3 separate regions of the Homo sapiens genome follow, and regions 1 and 2 are each linked to region 3. A link is a loop called in an ENCODE intact Hi-C map of the cell type or tissue named here. Cell type or tissue: MCF 10A. All regions are shown on one strand. Each heading gives the region's core, and the rest is flanking DNA. Links, peaks and the distances in the headings are about the cores only.

Region 1 (3,078 bases), core at 228-2,727, 440 kb after region 3:
TACAGTTGTCCATCACCATGCCTGGCTAATTTTTGTATTTTTAGTAGAGACAGGGTTTCACTATGTTGGCCAGGCTGGTCTCGAACTCCTGACCTCAAATGATCCATCCACCTTGGCCCCCCAAAGTGCTGGGATTACAGGCGTGAGCCACCACCCCCAGCCAATGCCTGGGATTTTATGTAATGAAGAGAGTAGTGGCAGGAGAGCATGCTATGGGCAGGGTAAGGTGATTAGCAAAGGAAGGAAAGGGTGATGCCTATTTGAAAGAGTGCAGGCTGTGCTTACGAGACAGAGTGGTGAAAAGCTGGCTGAAACTAGATTCAGGAAGATTAGTAATACCAGTTAGGTTGGCTGAATTCTTACTGTGTGTAAGGCACAGTGCTGTACCTTACATTGCATCACTTATTTCTCAGCACATTAGGAAGTAGACATTCTCATTGTTATTTTTATTTTACAGATAGGAAAACAGATATTTAGAAAAGTCAAGCAATTTGCCAAGGAATGATGTATGGGAGGTGGTGGAGCTGGGATTTGGTCCAAAGTCTGCCTTCCTAACCACTATAAAGTCCTACCCTGAGTTTCAACCTAAGGAGTCTAGCTCTTCTTGGGAGGCAGTGGGGAGCCAGTGAAGGTTTAGGGTGAGTGGGAGATAAAAGAATGACTTGTTTAGGAAGGTACTCTGGGACCTAATGCTGGCAAAAGGGAAAGTGTGGAATGGGAAGGCAGGAAGTGGGGAAATACATTAAGGAATTATTGCATGGTCCAGGAGAGAGAGAATCAGGACTGGAAGTGGGCCAGTTTAAGTGAGGATGAAGAAGAGATAGGTGGAAAAGGGCCTTAGAGAGTAATTAGCATCATATCTGAATGTCTTACCTCGTTCAACATTTCACGTTTGCCCCAGGAAGAAAAGGTAGCATATGGGATCTAGGCCACAGATGCTCAATTCCCACGTCAATCAGGAATGCTTTCTGTAGGAAGTAACAGAATACCAAACTAACCACAAGGCAGAAGTCCTAAGGTTCTTTATCATCTGATTTACAAAGAAGTCTGGAGGTGGGTGGGTGTCAGGTCGGCCCAGTAGCTCAATGGTGTCATTGAAGACTTAAAATCTTTTTCTGTCTTTTGCCTCCATTCATCGTTAACTGCTTCACCTTTATCCTGATGCTGTTACCTCAGGTCTTCAAAATGGCTGCTAAAACTCCGGATACTCATCCACATCCGAGGCAAGAAGGAAGGGGAAAGGGAAACACCAGCAACTCTCCTTCAGTGCAGGAAGGCAGAGGCCTTCTCAGTTGCTCTCGTTATGTATCACTTGCCAGAACTGGGTGACATACTCCTAACTGAAAGGGAGGGAAAGAAACCCTTTTACGCCTCTAAAATGGGAGGTTCATACTGGCCATTGGGTTATCTGGCCCACAGGACTACCACAAGTCCAGGGCAGCATCTTCTTCAGGCCTTGTTCCATATTCAAGAGCCCTTGTTCCATATTCTTCCCAAATGAGAGGGAACAAACATGTGTTGGGTTCTGAAAAGTGGCAAATTGTAACTCGGGGAATATGGGCCTGAGTAACCACTGCACACTAATGGCTTCCAGCCAGGCCTGCCAGTGTTGTGATTCACATTTTATGAGTCATCAGCTGTATCTTAGCAGATAGCTGCTAGAAAGTTGAAGTTAATTTCTTTTTAAAAATGTCGTAAGGTAATCATAAACCATGGAGACTCAACGGTGATGAAAATGGATGAAAAATAACATAAAGATGCTTGATGCTAAAGCATAACTGTGCTCACTGCTGAGTTTTTTTCCCCTTTTTTATGTTATGATGCTATTCCTGCTTTTATGCTTCCAGATTGTGATAAGAGGGAGGGTTGGCTACCTGCTCTGTTGCCAAACTCCCAAACGCAGAACCCTGGTCATTTTAAGGCAATTTTGAAGTGTGGGTTTCCTGCTCTGCTCAACACGTGGGTCCCTGCACAGATGTTGGCATTTGTTACAGCACCTTTGGTCAACCTTCCCTGAGGGCCAGGGGCTAGTGTGTGCCTGCTGTATACTCTTTGTAGCTCAGAGTTCACAACCTCGAGTTTTCTGAGAAGTTGCCAAAGTCAACCTCCATTGTTCTGAGGCATAGTCACATTGAATCTCACTAGGCCCAGGATTCTGTGGCAAAGTCCCCCACAGAAGAAGACCATAGGAGGGCATGGCTGTTCCCTAAGAGATAACCCTGAGGTGACACATGGCCTCCTCTTTTAGGAACTGTGGGTAGCTCAATCAGTCCTAAAGTTGGCCTGATGCTTCTGGAATGCTGTTTAGAATAACACCCCATTTCCTACTGCAGCGCCTTCTACCTTGCTCTCCTCCTGGAGGAAGAGATCTTTCCCTTCAGGTCTCAGCTTAAATGTCACCTCCTCAGAGATGCCCTCTCTGACTGCCTCATTTAAAGTGCTCTGGCCTCTTATTCTTAACTTTATCTCCTTGCTTTTTCTCTTCATGACGCTCATCATGATTCGTCATGACACATTGGTCTGTCCTCTATGAGATGTGAGCTTCGTGTGGGTACAGGCCATATCTGCTTTCTTCACCCATGTATCCCCAGGGTCCAGCGCACTTCCCTGCAGTGAGCCAGGCTGCACCCAAGAGGGCTATGACTGCAAGGTTAGTGCCTCCATCCATGGACTGGGCATAGGCTTTTGCCAGGGGAATTTCTATTACGTTCCCAGTATTGTCTTTGAAAGTACCCATAAAGGAATGACTTGTTCAGGAATGTACTAGATTTCCCTTCTTGTTTTTCTCATTTAGAGGCTCCCTTAATCACACAACTATGAGGTCTGAGATTATGAAACTTCACATAGCAAAAACAAATGAGTTAAATGACTTGCTTCAGAATGCAGGTACCATTATCTGATTTTAATAAATTGAAAGGTTCCCAAACCTGGCTGTGCATTGGAATCATTTGCAGAGCTTTTCAAAAACACAGGTTCCTAGTACCTACCCGAGACCTACTAGATAAGAAACTCTTGATGTGAAACTGTATATTTTCAAAATGTCATGTTTGGTAATCAATTAAAAAAATGTTGATGTAG
Region 2 (3,078 bases), core at 228-2,727, 160 kb after region 3:
GTCCAGGAGGTCGAGGCTGCAATGAGCTATGATCATGCCACTGTACTCTAGCCTGCGTGATAGAGTGAGACCCTGTCTCTAAAACAAACAAATAAAAAATAAGCAAAAACAAACAAAGGATCTAGGATTTTGTTTTAATTAGGTATGGTAAGATGACAGACATAGAGAAATATGCCTTGAAAGGAGTTTATTACAGTTCCCAAGAGAAGGGGGCATGCTGTGCCATGCAGGGTCACATGCAAAGGCACCAGAGTTGGTCATGAGGCAGAAAGAATGAAGAGAGGGCATGACCCATAGACCTTATTGGGGATTCCGTGGGGAGGGATGGGTGAGGCAGGATTGGCAAGTTTGAGCAAGCTTAGAATTAGAGAGTTTGAATAATGTCTGCGGGTTCTAGGCTATAGGAATGGTCTCCAGTAGTCTGTTACTTGGTCCTGGGGTGATTTAGGGCAAGGAAAATATGGGCTTGGTGTGTGAGAGTTAAATAAAGGAAGTGGTTGGGGATACAGGTTTTGGATTGGTTGGTTTGTATATGAAAGATATGTTGGCAGGCAAATTGTTTACTATCTCTAGAAATTAGCTAGCCCTGGAAGGGGAGTCTCTCCAGGATTAGCAAGGCCTCAGGATGTCAAAGCTTTATAAACTACAGAAGATAAAAAACATCATTAATGCATGGTGTCAAGCATGGCTTAGGGTCATTCACACTCCTTGCCTTGCAGCCTGCTTAACCCTTGCCTCCTTAAGTGAACAGACAACTTATGTAAGCACAATGACTTCCAACCAGATGGCTGCCCTGTGTCCCTCTCTGGAAGGCTTCTCCTGCTGCCTCCTCTTAACAGGAAGTCAATGACAGTGCTGCTTCCAACTTGCACAATTTCCAAATGACTGTGTAATCACAGACCCATGTAACCCTCAGCTCTGGTATTCACAGAGAGATAAGAAAAATTCTAGATTCTTGCCTCCCTAAAGCCAAGGGACTGCCTCTGTGTTTCTATTTCATGCTGGTAGAATGAGGCTAATTTTGACTTTCCAGCAGCTCTGATTCCAAGTGAATAACTAGACGCAGCAAGCAACAGGATTGGAACCTGCTGGAGCAGTTAGAAATAAATTGCATGTGCATGGATTCCAGAGGAAACTGCCCTTTGCGGGGGAGGAGAGAGGGGAGGTGGGTACTGGAACAGACTGATCTGCATCCTGCCTTAGCACTAGGGCTGCTGCTTCCCAGGATGACTCACAGCACCATAGAACAGCCTTCCCTGCGAAGTTAAAACAACAACAACAAAAACTTCAATAGATTTGATGCAATAAAGTTGGCAAACAGCCATTGGGGAAGATGGGGCAATGTGGGGCTGGTGAGGCAGATATTACTATTTCCTGGGAGCTCAGTGGGATTTTCAGGATGCTGGGCTCCCTAATGCCAAGCTGCTGGGAGGGAGAGGGTGCTGCGTCCAGTGGGATGCTTTTAGCTGCAATTAACAAATAAGCCAACTTGACCCAGCTGAAAGGTTAAGGAACTTTGTGGCCTTACCTGAGTGGACGCTCACAGGTAGGGTGGGCTTCAAGACTGTGTGACACTGAGCTTCATGAGGCCATCAAGGATACCTAGTTCTTTCTGCCTCTCTCTTCTGCCAGCCAGAGCATCCACTTCATTTTAGAACCACTTCGTTGTAGATTTGCTGCCAGCAGCCAGCGGGGCTATCTTCTTCCTCATTCATTCTAGAAAGATGGAGAAACTTCCTAATCTTGCTTTTTTTTTTTTTCAATATACGCATATTTAATTTTGGTGGGAATTAAGAACTGCAAAAACTGGCTTTGTGTGTGTGTGTGTGTGTGTGTGTGTGTGTGTGTGTGTGAGACAGGGTCTTGCTCTGTCACCCAGGCTGGAGTGCAGGGACACATTCTTGGCTCACTGCAACCTCCCTCCCCCAGACTCAAACAATCCTCCCACCTCAGCCCACTGAGTAGCTGGGGCTACAGGCATGCACGACCATGCTCAGCCAATTTCTATATTTTTTGTAGAGATGGGGTTTTGCTGTTGCCTAGGCGGGTCTCAAACTCCTGAATTCACACAATCTGCCCACATTGGCCTCCCAGAGTTGTAGGATTTCAGGTGTGAGCCATCTGGCCTGGTCTAATCTTGTCCTTTAATAGTAAGGAAAAATTCCCTAAAAGCCCTCAGCAGACTACTTATGTCTTTTTTTTGTTTGTTTGTTTGAGACAGAGTCTCGCACTGTTGCCCAGGCTGGAGTGCAGTGGCGCGATCTCGGCTCACTGCAAGCTCTGCCTCCCAGATTCATGCCATTCTCCTGCCACAGCCTCCTGAGTAGCTGGGACTACAGGCGCCCGCCACCATGCCTGGCTCATTTTTTTGTATTTTTAGTACAGATGGGGTTTCATCATGTTAGCCAGGATGGTCTCGATCTCCTGACCTTGTGATCCGCCCGCCTTGGTCTCCCAAAGTGCTGGGATTACAGGCGTGAGCCACTGCGCCTGGCCAGCAGACTTTTTGTGTCTTATTGGCAAGAACCAATTCCTGGGACAAGGTAGGTGGCACAAGGTAGGGACAAGCTCAGGCTGGGCTTTTGATCCAATCCCTGATGAAGAGGGATGGGATTCTATAATTCATATTGACTAAGTGAGGCCCATCTGGAGGCAGGGCCAGTCCCTGAAATAACTGTGGCCACACAGAGGGACAGGGCTGGGATGGATGTTGAGGCATCAACCACAGTGTCTACTGCAGCATCTTGTTGGAGCCAGGATATCTGGGCTTGACCACTTGCTAGTTGTGTGACTTTGGGCAGGTGGCTTCACCTCTCTGAGCCTTTGTTTTTGCATTTGTAGAAATGAGAGAAAAACCTGTTTGACTTAGCTTTCAGGTTGTGAGGGTCAAATAAAGGATTGGGTGTAAAGGCCCTTCTGAGGTGCACCTGTATGAGGTCGGAAACATCTGCCTCTTGCCCAGCTCCTTCAGGATAAATTAAGCAGACCAATCCCTGCCTCCTAAAAGCTGACAGTCCAAGATAGTGTGAAGCAGAGAGTAGATGGCTTCACAGGTGAGAATGGGTTAACGACAAAATA
Region 3 (3,078 bases), core at 19-2,518:
AGCCGGGCGGCCGCCGCCCCGGAGGCCGCGTGCAGCCGGGGCTCGGCCGCCCACGCCGGGGCCCGCTCCTCGCGCGGCGTCGCCTCGCTGGTGGTGGTGGCGGCGGCGGCGGCGGCGGGCGCGCAGCCCAGCAGCACGGCGGCGGCACGACCCGCGAACGGGCTCAGCTCGGCGAAGCGCTCCTCCAGCAGCCCGGCCTCGGCGGGGCCCGCGCACAGCTCCAGCGCGCGCAATTCCAGCGCGCTCCCCAGGTAGCGGCCCCGGGACCCCGGCTCGTCGCTGTCGTCGTCGTCGTCCTCGTCGTAGTCGGGCGGCCCCAGCGCCGGCCCCAGCGCCCCAGGCCCGGCCCCCGTGTGGGGGGAGCAGCAGGACGACGAGGAGGAGGAGGGCGGGGAGCCGCCGCCGCCGTTCCCACCGCGGGCGCAGCCGAAGCGCGGCTCGCCGTCCACCGCTTTGGTGATGAGCGTGGCGAGCCCCAGGTAGTCGTTCCAGGAGCTGAAGGGCTGCGGGTGCGCCGGGCCCGGGGCGCTCACGTAGCGGGCGCTGGGCACGAGCGCCATGGGCGGGGGGGCGCGGCCGCGGCGGGGCGAGCGGGGCGCCCAGGGGAAAGCCTCCATGGGCGGGCTGCGGGCCGCGCGCCGCCTCCCCGCCGCCGGCGCGGGCCGGACGGAAGGGACACGCCGAGCCTGCCCGCCGGCCTGCCGCGGGGTGGGGCCGCCGCGCCGCCTTTTATCGGGCCCACTCCTCCCCGCCCCCCGGCCTCGCCGCCGCGGCCCTGCCCCCTGCGTTCCCCCGCCCCGGCCACCTCGCCCGCGCCCCGGACGGAGGCGGAGCGGAGGCGGGCTGGCTGTGTGCGCGCTCCGCTCCAGCCCGCGCGGCTCCCGCGCCCCGCGCGCTGCGCCAGCCTCGCCAGCTGTCGGGCGGCCTTCATTCCGGGAGGGGGCGGGCGAGGCGCCGCCTCGAGCCGTGGCGCTCATTGGCTGCAGACCAGAGCCCCCCGGCGCCTCGGGCGCCGCTCCGGACGCTGATTGGTGGGAACACGGGGAGGGGGCGTGTTCTCCGCGCAGCTGGGAGGTGAGGAGAAAGTAGGGGAGAGAAGGGCCGGGAAGGGAGGGCCGCTGGGGCCCGCATTCGAGCGCCGGGCCTGGGCTTGGAGCAGGTGACCAGGCCTGGGTCTCCTCGGCCTGGTGGTGAGGCCCCCCGAGGACAGGGGTCAGGGTGGCCACAGGTTTACGCCCCCACCTCCCAGCCTTTAATGGCCCTAGGCCCTAATCCTGAGAATCCCCGCTATCCACCCCCTTCTCACCAACATCAGCATGAAAAGCTGGACGCGTTGGAAGGATGCAGCTCTCCCATCACAGCCGCCCAACCAGCCAGTGGCTTCCGTTTGCACCGCGCGTTGGAGCGCTTTCCCCTGGGCGAAATCCATACAAACCCTGAGGTTCGGGGAGGCTGTGGTTCCTGCCGCGGTAAGAGCGGAGGGACGCAGGACTTTCCGGCTGCACGCAGCAGCCTTCCTCCCAACAGGTGCTCAGGGACTTCAGCCAATGGGTGGCCGATAGCCGGTTACTTAGGTCGGGGTTGGGGCTGGGCCGGAAAATCTCATGGCTGGAGAGCCTAGGACAGTGACTGGGATGTGTGTGTGTGTGTGTACCCCCTCGCCCCAGAGGCCTGAGTCAAAATGTGGGTTGTATGTGCAGTTTGAAAAACAACGTGTATTCAATGTTATATTTTGTCTTCCTTCCTTCCTTCCTTCCTTCCTTCCTTCCTTCCTTCCTTCCTTCCTTCCTTCCTTCTTTCCTTCCTTCTTTCCTTCCTTCCTTCCTTCCTTCTTTCCCTCCTTCCTTTTCTTTCTTTTTTTTTCTTTTCTTTCCGCATCCCGGGTTCAAGCAATTCTCCTGCCTCAGCCTTCCAAGCAGCTGGGATTACAGATGCCCGCCACCATGCCGGGCTAATTTTTTGTATTTTAGTAGAGACGGGGTTTCACTATGTTGGCCAGGCTTGTCTTGAACTCCAGACCTCGCGATCCGCCTGCCTTGGCCTCCCAAAGTGTTGGTGTTACAGGCGTGAGCCACCGCGTCTGGCCTCTTTCTTTCTTTCTCACTCTTTCTTTTTTCTTCTTGATTTTTCTTTTTTCTTTTTTTTTTTTCTTGAGACAGGGTCTCACTATGTTGCCTAGGCTGGTCTTGAACACCTGGCCTCAAGCGATCTTCCTGCCTTGGCCTCCCAAAGTGCTGGGATTACAGACATGAGCCACCACACCTGGCCTCAACATTATAATTAAATACTTTGAAATGAATAAAACATGTTGTGTAAAAGCCATGGAGAATAAGAGCCAGAAGATGAGTTTTGATTAGGAAGATGGCAGGTGGTCTTACACTTCCCAACTTTTTTAAAAATTGAAAGTAGGAAAGGCTTTAGATACTGAGGGCTCTTCTAGGATGAAACCTAGAACTGGGATCAGGAAAATGCCTCCCCTGGCAGGTGGGCCCTGGCAGGGTGGGCTTCATGGGGCAGATGGGGCTTTCCTTCCTCACTCTGGACCATGCAGTGGCTGTGGAAACAATGAGCCCTCACTAGGCCTGAGGCCACACTCACAGGTCTTGGCTGTGCCCAGCAGGTTTAGAATGGCTCAGCAGGGGATGCCCAGAACCTAGTGCTGGCATTGGTTAATATTAGAATGAATGAATGAGGGAATCAGAATGTCAGCATGGGAAGGGATCTTTGGGATCATTCTGTTCGATCTTTTCTTGCCTTTTTCTTTTCTTTTTTAATAGATGGGGGTCTCGCTATGTTGCCCAGGCTGGTCTTGAACTCCTGGCCTCAAGTGATCCTCCTGTCTTGGCCTCACAAAGTGCTGGGATTGCAAATGTGAGCCACTGCACCCAGTTCTGTCCAATCCTTACAGATGAAGAAAATGAGACCTAGAGAAGAGTAGGATTTCTTTTTTTTTTTTTGAGACAGAGTCTCACTCTGTCGCCCAGACTGGAGTGCGATGGCACGATCTAGGCTCACTGCAATCTCTGCCTCCTGAGTTTAAGCGATTCTCCTGCCTCAGCCTCCTGAGTAGCTGGGTTT

Evidence for each region. Peaks named below come from ENCODE experiments on the same cell type or tissue, not always from the same donor. Only the 100,000 strongest peaks of a DNase experiment are listed, where the experiment ranks them.
Region 1: a loop joins it to region 3, with 7 times the contacts of the local background. A loop is called at or near these places in 4 of 110 quality-filtered maps.
Region 2: it touches region 3 in a loop (16-fold over the local background); 5 of 110 quality-filtered maps call a loop at or near these places.

Annotation. Positions count from the first base shown.
Region 1 is chr10:118,583,303-118,586,380 of GRCh38, reverse strand. No RefSeq gene overlaps it. Among named protein-coding and RNA genes, the nearest start is that of PRLHR, 11 kb to the left of the region's middle. RefSeq lists an enhancer at 598-1,797. In MCF 10A, for the core only: no CTCF peak of the experiment used is centred there; DNase peaks (open chromatin) are centred at 440 and 1,590.
Region 2 is chr10:118,868,860-118,871,937 of GRCh38, reverse strand. The region is part of intron 2 of LINC03036 (long intergenic non-protein coding RNA 3036); the gene reads left to right. Among named protein-coding and RNA genes, the nearest start is that of CACUL1, 120 kb to the right of the region's middle. In MCF 10A, for the core only: no CTCF peak of the experiment used is centred there; DNase peaks (open chromatin) are centred at 867 and 1,247.
Region 3 is chr10:119,027,341-119,030,418 of GRCh38, reverse strand. NANOS1 (nanos C2HC-type zinc finger 1) reads right to left here and starts at 705. Exons shown (of 1, transcript NM_199461.4): 1 at 1-705. The coding sequence starts at 617. LINC03036 (long intergenic non-protein coding RNA 3036) reads left to right here and starts at 848. Exons shown (of 4, transcript NR_186540.1): 1 at 848-1,074. RefSeq lists silencers at 304-513, 634-1,103 and an enhancer at 928-1,428. In MCF 10A, for the core only: a CTCF peak has its summit at 958 (motif pointing right); a DNase peak (open chromatin) is centred at 978.